2 separate regions of the Homo sapiens genome follow, and region 2 is linked to region 1. A link is an interaction called in ENCODE POLR2A ChIA-PET data of the cell type or tissue named here. Cell type or tissue: Panc1. All regions are shown on one strand. Each heading gives the region's core, and the rest is flanking DNA. Links, peaks and the distances in the headings are about the cores only.

The links. ChIA-PET counts read pairs that join two places held together with the same protein. Peaks named below come from ENCODE experiments on the same cell type or tissue, not always from the same donor. Only the 100,000 strongest peaks of a DNase experiment are listed, where the experiment ranks them.
Region 2: POLR2A ChIA-PET joins it to region 1 with 5 read pairs; 2 of 35 experiments call an interaction of 5 or more read pairs at or near these places.

Annotation. Positions count from the first base shown.
Region 1 is chr7:67,976,223-67,981,605 of GRCh38, forward strand. No RefSeq gene overlaps it. Among named protein-coding and RNA genes, the nearest start is that of LINC01372, 640 kb to the left of the region's middle. In Panc1, for the core only: no CTCF peak of the experiment used is centred there; no DNase peak of the experiment used is centred there; H3K27me3 peaks cover 216 bases.
Region 2 is chr7:68,036,019-68,041,401 of GRCh38, forward strand. No RefSeq gene overlaps it. Among named protein-coding and RNA genes, the nearest start is that of LINC01372, 700 kb to the left of the region's middle. In Panc1, for the core only: no CTCF peak of the experiment used is centred there; DNase peaks (open chromatin) are centred at 2,487 and 2,863.

The sequences.
Region 1 (5,383 bases), core at 314-5,313:
TGCACTCCACCCTGGGTAACAAGAGCAAAACTCCGTCTCAAAAAAAAAAAAAAAAAAGTTTGCCAAACAAATCTCATGGCTTCTGACTTTAAGTTCAATTTTAATTAAGGCCGAATCCAAAGTAATTAGAAATCACACAAATTTATTTTTTTTCTCCTGATCTTTGCTTTTTCTCGTACCACCCCATGATCACCCCGCACATAGGTGGAATTCAGGACTTCACTTAACAGCCATTTCTTTACTTTACTGTGTTGCTTCTCCTGAATTGGGTACATTTGCTTATCAGGTCCAGCTAGCTACCGGCTAATCAATACCAATTATAGAAGAGCAGAAAGAGGCATCCAAATTTCTCATTCCAATGTTAGCATCACTGACAAATTTTCTGGTATCTTAAGAATTAATAAATTACTGTTGTTTCTCCTGGAAGTCACTCAGGCTGCCAAAGTGAATTAATATTAGGTTGGTGAAAAATTAATTGCAGTTTTTGCCATTACTTCTAATGTCTTTTGCAGCAACCTAATAAGAATTTATGTTTTATTATTATTATTATTATTTTGAGTCAGAGTCTCACTCTGTCACCCAGGCTGGAGTGCAATGGCACGATCTCGGCTCACTGCAACCTCCACCTCCTGGGTTCAAGAGATTCTTCCACCTCAGCTTCCCAAGTAGCTGGGATTACAGGTGCCCAACACGTCCAGCTAATTTTTTGTATTTTTATTTATTTTTTCTTATTATTAATTTTTTAGACGAAGTCTCGCTCTGTTCCCAGGGTAGAGGGCAGTGGCGCGATCTCGACTCACTGCAAGCTCCGCCTCCTGGGTTCAAGTGATTCTCCTGACTCAGCCTCCTGAGTAGCTGGGATTACAGGTGCACACCACCATGCTCAGCTAATTTTAGTATTTTTAGTAGAGATGGGGTTTCACCATGTTGGCCAGGATGGTCTCGATCTCTTGACTTCGTGATCTGCCCGCCCCAGCCTCCCAAAGTGCTGGGATTACAGGCATAAGCCACCTGCCCGGCCAATTTTTTTGTATTTTTAAGAGTAGAGATGGGGTTTCACCATGTTGGTTAGGCTGGTCTTGAACTCCTGACCTCAGGTGATCTACCCACCTCAGCCTCCCAAAGTGCTGGGATTACAGGTGTGAGCCACCACACCCAGCTCCTAATAGAAATTTAAAAACAAAAGCATTCAATGAGGAGAATGCACCATTGTCTTGGGTGAAAAATGAAGACAACTGCTGATAAGCAAGCATCTTTGGGAGGTCATTTTATCTATTCTACCTTGGCTGGAGAACACTGACCTTGGCAAACAAACCAGAGTTTAGATCTTATGAGTTGTGTCTCTTTAGGGTCACTATCTGACCCTCCAGATGGATTTGCACATTGACATAAACTGTTCATTCAGCAAAACTGGTAGGAGTAACTTATAGTTTACAACATGTAAAAGTTGCTGGCTTTGAAGGTTTAAATCTCCCATGAAGAGCACACTGCTTTGCAGCTTCTTTTAAGACCTCTGCAATGTGTCTGGGCACAGTGGCTCACGCCTGTAATCCCAGTACTTTGGAAGGCTGAGGTGGGCGGATCATGAGGTCAGGAGTTCGAGACCAGTCTGGTCAACATAGTGAAACCCTGTCTCTACTAAAAATACAAAAAATTAGCCAGGTGTGGTGGCACATGCCTGTAGTCCCAGCTACTCGGGAGGCTGAAGCAGGAGAATTGAGTGAACCCGGGAGGCAGAGGTTGCGGTGAGCTGAGATGGTGCCACTGCACTCCAGCCTGGGCAGCAGAATGAGAATCAATCTCAAAAAAAAAAAAAAAAAAAAAAAAAAAAAAAGACCTCTGCAATACTGGCCAACTAACAACTGCAGAAGCAAAGCATGTGTCCCATGAAAGGCAAAATACCCTGATTCCTCTGGAATAGGGAGCTCTCTGAAACATGCTCCAGAGAGATGTGGCAGGTGTGGAATACAGTCTAATGTCCCCTCAAAGAAGTTCACAGAACCTATGAATAGGTTAGATTACGTGGCAAAGGTTACGAATGAAATTAAGTTGCTATGCCTGGCGTGGTGGCTCACGCCTGTAATCCCAGCACTTTGGGAGGCCAAGGCAGGTGGATCACGAGGTCAGGAGATCGAGACCATCCTGGCTAACATGGTGAAACCCCGTCTCTACTAAAAAGTACAAAAAATTAGCCGGGCATGGTGGCAGGTGCCTGTAGTCCCAGCTACTCGGGAGGCTGAGGCAGGAGAATCATTTGAACCCAGGAGGCGGAGGTTGCAGTGAGCCAAGACGGAGTGAGACTCTGTCTCAAAAAAAAAAAAAAAAAAAGTGGAAAAAGAAGGCAGAGTAAGAGAACCAAACAGATGGAAAGATGAGTACTTGACCTGATGTTTGCTTTGAAGGTGGAAGAAGGGGGCCACAAACCAAGAAATGCGGGCAGCTTCTCGTAACTGGAAAAAGCCAGGAAACAGATTCCTCCCTACATCACCCAGAAAGGGATGCAGCTCTGCCGACACCTTACTTGTAGCCCAGAGAGACTCATTTTGGACTTCTGATCTCAAGAATGGTAAGAGAATACATTTGCTTTATTTTCAGCCACTAAGTGTGTGACCATTCGTTACAGCAGTGATAATAAGCAAATCAGCAGAAAAGCTGAATTCTTCCCTTTCCTGAGCTTTTCCCAGAGAATTGAAGGGAAAACCATCTCTTTTTTTTCCCAGATTTATTGAGATAAAATGGACTAATAAAAATCATATATATTCCAGATGTCCAGCATGATGTTTTGATATACATATACATTGTGAAATGATGATTGCAATCAAGCTAATTAACATATTCACCTCATATAGTTATTTTTGCGTGTGTGTATGTGTGTAGTGAGATTACTTAAGATCTACTCTCTTTACAAATTTCAAGCATGCAATACATTATTACTAAAGAAAATCATCTTAGGAAATATTTTTGAGTTGGGCACGGTGGCTCACGCCTGTAATCCCAGCACTTTGGGAGGCTGTGGGTGGATCACCTGAGGTCAGGAATTCAAGACCAGCCTGGGCAACATGGTGAAACCTCGTCTCTACTAAAAACAAAAAAATTAACTGGGCGTGGTGGCAGACACCTGTAATCTCAGCTACTTGGGAGGCTGAGGGGAGAGAATTGTTTGAACCTGGGGGGCGAAGGTTGCAGTGAGCAGAGATCGTGCCACTACATTTCTGTGTGGGTGACAGAGTGAGTCTTCATCTCAAAAAAAAAAAAAACACAACTTTTGTGAGTGTGTATGTGTGTATTGAGATTACGTAAGATCTAGTCTGTCTGCGAATTTTAAGTGTGCAATGTATTATTATTAAAGGAAATCCTCTTAAGAGATATTTATGTAGATGTGTGTCATAGAAAACCCTTCTTGAGATGGCTCTGCCTACCTTTCCCATCGCATCTTCTGTCCCCGTCCTGCATCCACCTATTGTCTATTGTTAAGTGTCCTGTGTGTGCTGCGTTTCTGGACCCCTCCATGCTTCTCCTGCTGCTGTTCCTTCTTCCTGGACTGTGCAACCTGCTAAAGGCTTACAGTTGACCACCTAAGGATTGTTTGCTCGCTCTTTCTTTTCTCTCTCTCTTCCTTCCTTCCTTTCTCTCTCTCTCTTTCTTTCTTTTCTTTTTTCTTTCTTTTCTTTTTCTCTTTCTTTCTTTCTTTCTTTCTTTCTTTCTTTCTTTCTTTCTTTCTTTCTTTCTTTCCTTTCTTTCCTTCTCTCTCTCTCTTCTTCCTTCCTTTCCTCCTTTCCCTTCCCTTCCCTTCCTTCCTACCTTATTTTCTTGGATACATGTGCAGAATGTGCAGGTTTGTTACATAGGTAAAAATGTGCTATGGTGGTTTGCTGCACCTATCAACCTGTCATCTAGGTTTTAAGCCCCCCATACATTAGATATTCGTCCTAATGCTGTTGCTCCGCTTTCCCCACACCCCTAGACAGGACCCGGTGTGTGATGTTCCCCTCCCTGTGTCCATGTGTTCTCATTGTTCAACTCTCACTTATGAGTGAGAACATGTGGTGTTTGGTTTTCTGTTCCTGTGTTAGTTTGCTGCGGATGATGGTTTCCAGCTTCATCTGTGTCCCTGCAAAGGACATGAATTCATTCTTTTTATGGCTGCACAGTATTCCATGGTGTATATGTGCCGCACTTCCTTTATTCAGTCTATCATTGATGGGCATTTGGGTTAGTTCTGTCTTTGCTATCGTAAATAGTGCTGCAATAAACATACGTGTGCATGTGTCTTTATAGCAGAATGATTTACAATCCTTCAAGTATGTACCCAGTAACGGGATTGCTGGGTCAAATGGTATTTCTGGTTCTAGATCCTTAATGTATCGCCACACTGTCTTCCACAATGGTTGGACTAATTTACACTCCCACCACCAGTGTAAAAGCGTTCCTATTTCTCCACATCCTCTCCAGCATCTGTAGTTTCCTGATCTTTTAATGATCACCATTCTAACTGGCTAGCCACATGCAGAAAACAGAAACTGGACCACCTAAGCATCTTTCAATTGCTAGCCCCCTCTGATGGTTTGAATAGATTACCCTGTCCTTTCTGCCACCACAGTTCTTAGCACAGCAAACTGTGCTCAAATCACTGCCCAAATCAGAGAGGGCTTTCTGACTCCGTTATGAAAGAGGACTTGTGTATTTATGTCTTGATATCCACCACACTAGTGATTATTAAGTCTGTTACATTATATTGAATACCTATGTTAACCCAGGAAATCTGAGAGAGGTCTCAGTTAATTTAGAAATTTTATTTTGCCAAGGTTGAGGACACACCCGTGACACAGCCTCAGGAGTTCCTGATGACATGTGCCCAAGGTGGTTGGGCACAGCTTGATTTTGTGCATTTTAGGGAGACATAAGACATCAATCAATTAAGAAGCACATGGGTTCTGTTTGCAAAGGTGAGACAACTGGAAGCAAAGTCAGGAAGACTCAAAGCCAGAGGGAACTTCCAGGTCACAGATAGATAACACATAAAGGCTTGCATTCTTTTGAGTTTCTGATTAGCCTTTCCAAAGGAGACAATCAGATATCCATCTATCTCAGTAAGCAGAGGAGTACCTTTTTTTTTGTTGTGAGGCAGAGTCTTGCTGTGTCACCCAGGGTGGAGTGCAGTGGCATGATCTTGGCTCACTGCAACCTCCGCCTCCTGGGTTCAAGCAATTCTCCTGCCTCAGCCTCCCAAGTAGCTGGGACTATAGGCACATGCCGCCATGCCCGGCTGAGTCTCAACATATTTGATTTAGATATTTAGATGAGACTTTAGAGTTAGACTTTAAAGTTGATGCTGGGATGAGTTACAATTTTGGGTGCCCTGGGGATGGAATAACTGTATTTT
Region 2 (5,383 bases), core at 210-5,209, 60 kb after region 1:
CTCTGATGCCTTGGGACTCTGAAGAGAGTCCCCACTGTCAACAAGGCACTCACCAGATGTAGACTCTCAATCTTGGCCTTCTCAGCCTCCATCATTATAAGAACTAAATTTATTTTCATATAACTTACTCAGTTTCAGATATTCTCTTATAGGCAACAGAAAATGGACTACAAGTGGTTGCCACATAGAATGCACATGACCCATTGTGAATAATATTTCATCCATATTTTTCCCCGGCAAATAATGTATAAGACAAGAGAAGTTTGTATTGTATGCTGATAATTTCAAAGTAACCTGTTGCCAGTTCTGGAAGTTAAGGGGCAGGGAGGTGCTCTATAAGATTTTTAAATTTGTAGGATCCTGTCCAAGGCAGATTTTAAGCTTTATGTATGTCTTATGTATGTCTGGAGAGGGCAGGTGAAAGGTATAAACCTACGGATATCCTTCAATGTTTTTCTTATGAAAATACTTAGACATACAGAGAAGTTGAAATAATTATACAGTGAATATCCATATACCCACCATCTGGATTCTACTGTTAACATTTTACTGCATTTTCATTTTCACATCTCTATCCATCTACTTGTTCATCAATCTAGCTTATCTTTTTGTACAATATAAATTGCAGATATTAGAATGCTTCTGCCTAAATATTTTAAGCTTGCTGATTTTAATAACCTAATAATAAGAATTGATAACTTTGTTGAGTGCTTACTGTATTTCAGGCACTGCGCTAGATACTTTACACTTTATTACCTCATTTCCTTCTCACAATAATCCACAAAGCTAATATAATCTCCATTTGTCTCTTATCTCCATTGGACAGATGTGGTTTGAACCCAGGTCTGCATGATTCTCAAGTCATACTTCAACAAACACAATAAAACTCATATCAAATGTTGGACAGCATTACTTGGCATTATTGGGTTGCAAAACTTCAAGCCAGTTACAGGATTAGGTTTGATTCTAGCCTGGAAATAGGCTTATCACCTAAGTCGAGGATGGTTATAGACAAGACCTATGTTTAAAATGAACTGAAGAGGAAAAGTAACAAAAACAGACTAAGACCCAGAGTCCCAGGGAATCTGAGGCCATAATTAGCAAGGACTGATACAGGGTAAATACTAAGAAATTAGACATATATGTTGGAAGTTTAGGTGAGGAACAGAGTCTCTTGGTATCCTTTTTCCTCTCTCCTCCACTCACTTGTAGTTCCAGTAATCTGTGCCTTAAATCTAAATGACATTCATAAGTAGAACAAGTGATGCCACCATTATGATCAATAGGCATGTACCAAGATCAAGCTTCCAGATCAAAAAAGTATAAGGCCTTTGAGACTGATCCTTCAGTAGAGAGATTTCATGTGGTAGAGAAAGTGATAGTTGTCTTCATACTCTTAGGCAACCCCTCACCATCCCCTACATCTTCCTAATTTCCTTGCAGTTAGACAGATTGGCGTAAGAGTGGTTTTGGCAAATGGGCTATGAGTGGGAGTCATGTCATCACTTCCAGGCTAATGTGTTTAAGAGATGGCACAGAACTGTCCAAGAGCCTCTTCCCTTGCCACATATGAGAGGACTTCAAAATCTGGAAAAATGGAAATTAAATTAAATGGAATTAAAAGTGTAAAAATATAAACTTCATTTCTTTACATAAGCTCCATCAAGTTCAAGACACTTTTGTAAGTGTTGAGACCAGTACTTTAGCTCATCTCTGAAGAACCAAGAGTCTTGAAAATTTAACCATGTCAATGTAATCTTTTTTACATTATTATCTGAAGAAAAATGGGTGCCCTTCATAGAATTTTTTAAGATTGGGAAACAAAAAGAAGTCAGAAGGGGCCAAGTCAGGACTGTTACATGAAGCCTAATGATTTTCTATTGAGACTCTTGCAAAATTGGCCGTGTTTGATAAGAGGAGTGAGCAGAAGCATTGTCGTGGTGGAGAGAAACTCACACTTCCACCTCTTCGTAGCCATTGCTTTGATTTTGCTTTGTCTTCAGGATCGTACTGGTAAAGCCGTGTTTCATCTCTTATTACAATTCTTTGAAGAAATATTTCAGGATCTTGATCACACTTATTTGAAATTTCTATTGAAATCACTGCCCTTGTCTGCAGCTTATCTAAGTGCAATCACTTTGACACCCATCCAGTGGAAAGTTTGCTTAACTTTAATTTTTCAGTCAGAATTGTGTAAACTGAACCAGTTGAGATGTTCATGGTATCAGCTATTGTTTCTGCTGTTATGTGTGGCTCCTTTTCAATGAAGGCACAAACAAGATTAATCTTTTTTTTGCAAATCGATGTGGATGATCTGCCATTGCAGGCTTCATTTTCATCATCTCATCTTTTCTTAAAATGATGTATCTATTTGTAGACTGATGATTTCTTTGGGGCATTTTCCCCATAAACTTTTCGTAAAACATCAATGATTTTGCCATTCTTCCACCCAAGCTTCACCATAAACTGTATATTTGCTCCTTCTTCAATTTTAACAGAACTAATGTTGCTCTGATAGAGGCTCTTTTCAGGATGATTTATCTTTAGTGCCTCAAAATAGATCCTGTTCAGATATGTCATAACAAGTCAGTATGAGTTTATTTTGATGCAAAACAAAATAAAATCTGTGCATAATTTTTCCATAATATGTATTTTCTGTGAACCTTTTGAAGACACTTCATATACCATATAACCCTGAGTTGGTGGAGCCACAAAAAGGAATCCCTGAGTCACTGCTTAGTCACTGGGCTGCCTTGGAGAGTTGATGAGACCTCAGCAAACTTTGTGTAAATAAAGAAATGAACGCTTACATTTTAACTACCGGAACTTGGAGGTTTGTTTGTTACTGCAACAAAGGTTAGCTTTATTGACTAATGCACTGTAACAATACAATGGATAATGAATGCCAAGAGGTGGAAGAATAATCAGGAGTAGAGAGGGAAAACTTTGTAATGAGCTAGAGAATTAAAAATATGAGAAGGTTTATACAAATAGGAAGGAGGGAAATTCAATTAGAAGGATAATGGGAAAAGAGGTACAGAGGTTGTAACATAAGTCAGTGTTTGCTGTGGGCTACCAGGCTGCAGCTACAGACGAGTATCATAAACCATTCCATGCAGTTGCTTATCCCTTATTAAAAATCTAGAGAGGGCCAGGTGTGGTGGCTTATACCTCTCATCCCAGCAATTTGGGAGGCCAAGACGGGAAGACTGCAGTAGCTCAGGAGTTTGAGACCAGCCTGGGAAACAGCAAGGCCCCATCTCTTCAAAAATAAAAATTAAAAAAAAAAACTAGCCAGTCGTGGTGGCATCACTGCACTCCAGCCTGGGTGATAGAGTGAGACTCTGTCTCGAAAAAAAAAAAAAGAAAATGTAGACAGTAATACCATGATCTTTCTAGGTGCTGATTTTCTTCATTCCCAGACATCTACTTTTGAAACTCCTACTTTAAATCCAGTCTGTCTTGTTCTAACATAAGGTCTTCTTGTTCTTAGAATAAAAAATACAGTTGCTCACGATCACCCATAAAATATTGCTTCATTAACTTGAAGACTGTAATTAACTACGTATCAGCCTGTGGCTCCAGGCAAATATCCATAATTCCTTTAGTCTTTCCTTACAGTCTGCTTCTAACCTGTTAATCATTTCCCATGTCCTCTTACTATCATCAGCAGAAGGAAAAGAAAAACAAAAAGCCCCTTAAATAAAAGCTAATCACACATGACATTCTGTTAAACACTTTGCAGATGCTTCCATATTAAACAATATCAGATTTACACACAAGCACACACAAGCACAGGGACGTGTGTGTGTGGGTGTGAACAGACTCTATTTTTAAAGATAGATTAGCAGTCTATATAAGCAAGAAAAAGAGATTATTTATTTCAAAAAAGGTTTAATGTGATTATTTTGTCTTTTCCTTTTTTTTCTTATAGAGACAGGATCCCAGTCCTTCACCCAGACTAGAGTACAGTGCTGTGATCATAGCTCACAGCAGCCTTGAACTCCTGGGCTCAAGCAATTCTCCTGCCTGAGCTTCCCAAGTAGCTGGGACTGTAGTTGTGCACTATTTCACCAGGCTAATTATTATTTTTTTGTGGAGATGGGATTTTCCTATGTTGCCCAGGCTGGTCTTGAACTCCTGGTCCCAAGCAAACCTCCTGGCTCAGCCTCTCAAAGTGCTGGGGTTGCAGGCACGAACACCTAAAACTGCACCCAGCCAATATGTGATTATTTCAAAAAGCAAACCCTCCTAGGTACCTTTAAAAATGAGATTTAAGGCCAGGAGTGGTGGCTTATGTCTGTAATCCCAGCACTTTGGGAGGCTGAGGCGGGTAGATCACTTAAGATTAGGAGTTCGAGACCAGTCTGGCCAACATGGTGAAACTTTGTCTCTACTAAAAATACAAAACTTAGCTGGGTGTGGCGGCACATGCCTGTAATCCCAGCTACTCGGGAGTCTGAGGCAGAAGAATCACTTGAACTTAGGAGGTGGAGGTTGCAGTGAGCTGAGATCACGCCACTGCACTTCAGCCTGGCTGACAGTGTGAGACTCTGTCTCTCTCTCTCTCTCTCTGTCTCTCTCTCTGTCTCTCTCTCTCTCACACACACACACACACACACACACACACACACACACACAAGAGATTTAGTTTATCCTCCTTTAAAAATGCTTATTGTTGCTTACTTTGCCAAGGTGTTGACTGCAAATACAACTCTGTTTGAAGAAGGAGTTCCCTGATCTCTGAAACTAATTTTATGGAATATAATTATAGCAAAACAAAAAATTGAAGATATAGGAGAAGAAAAGGGATGCCTAGACTTTAATCTATTAAGGGTGATGAGATTTATCTGGAAGAGGAGAAATCAAAGCTGCTATTAGGAAAAGAGAGGTGAGGTGGTTGCCAGGAGAAGGGAGTTTATTTCTCTCAAATAGAGGAAGATGAATGAATGAAAAGTGGAGGCAGTTGAAGGGCAAGAAAGGTTCTCTATATAAGCATATGATCGTTACTATATACTACCTGGTATGGTGTATTTGTCAGGACAAGCTGGCCAATGTGGCAGTAACAAGCTCCTGGCTTGCAGGAGTCTTGACCTTGCCTAGGGACTAGATCCAAGGGCCTTTAGCACCCTAGTATAATGTATTTAAGAATCACCTGGTTAAGTTTTTTTTTTTTTACCACCCCATGAATTCTGATCCTTTGGTTTAGGGGTGGGCCCATGGATTCAGTTGAACAAAACTCCAGGTGACTGACTTTTTTGCTGGTGCCCCAAGGAACAGAAGGATAAGCAGAAGTTGGAAATAACAATGGGGCTGGGCTTTATGGCTGCAGTACTTTTTCTGAGCAAGAAAGAAGTGTCTCTGTATCACTGGGGACAATGAC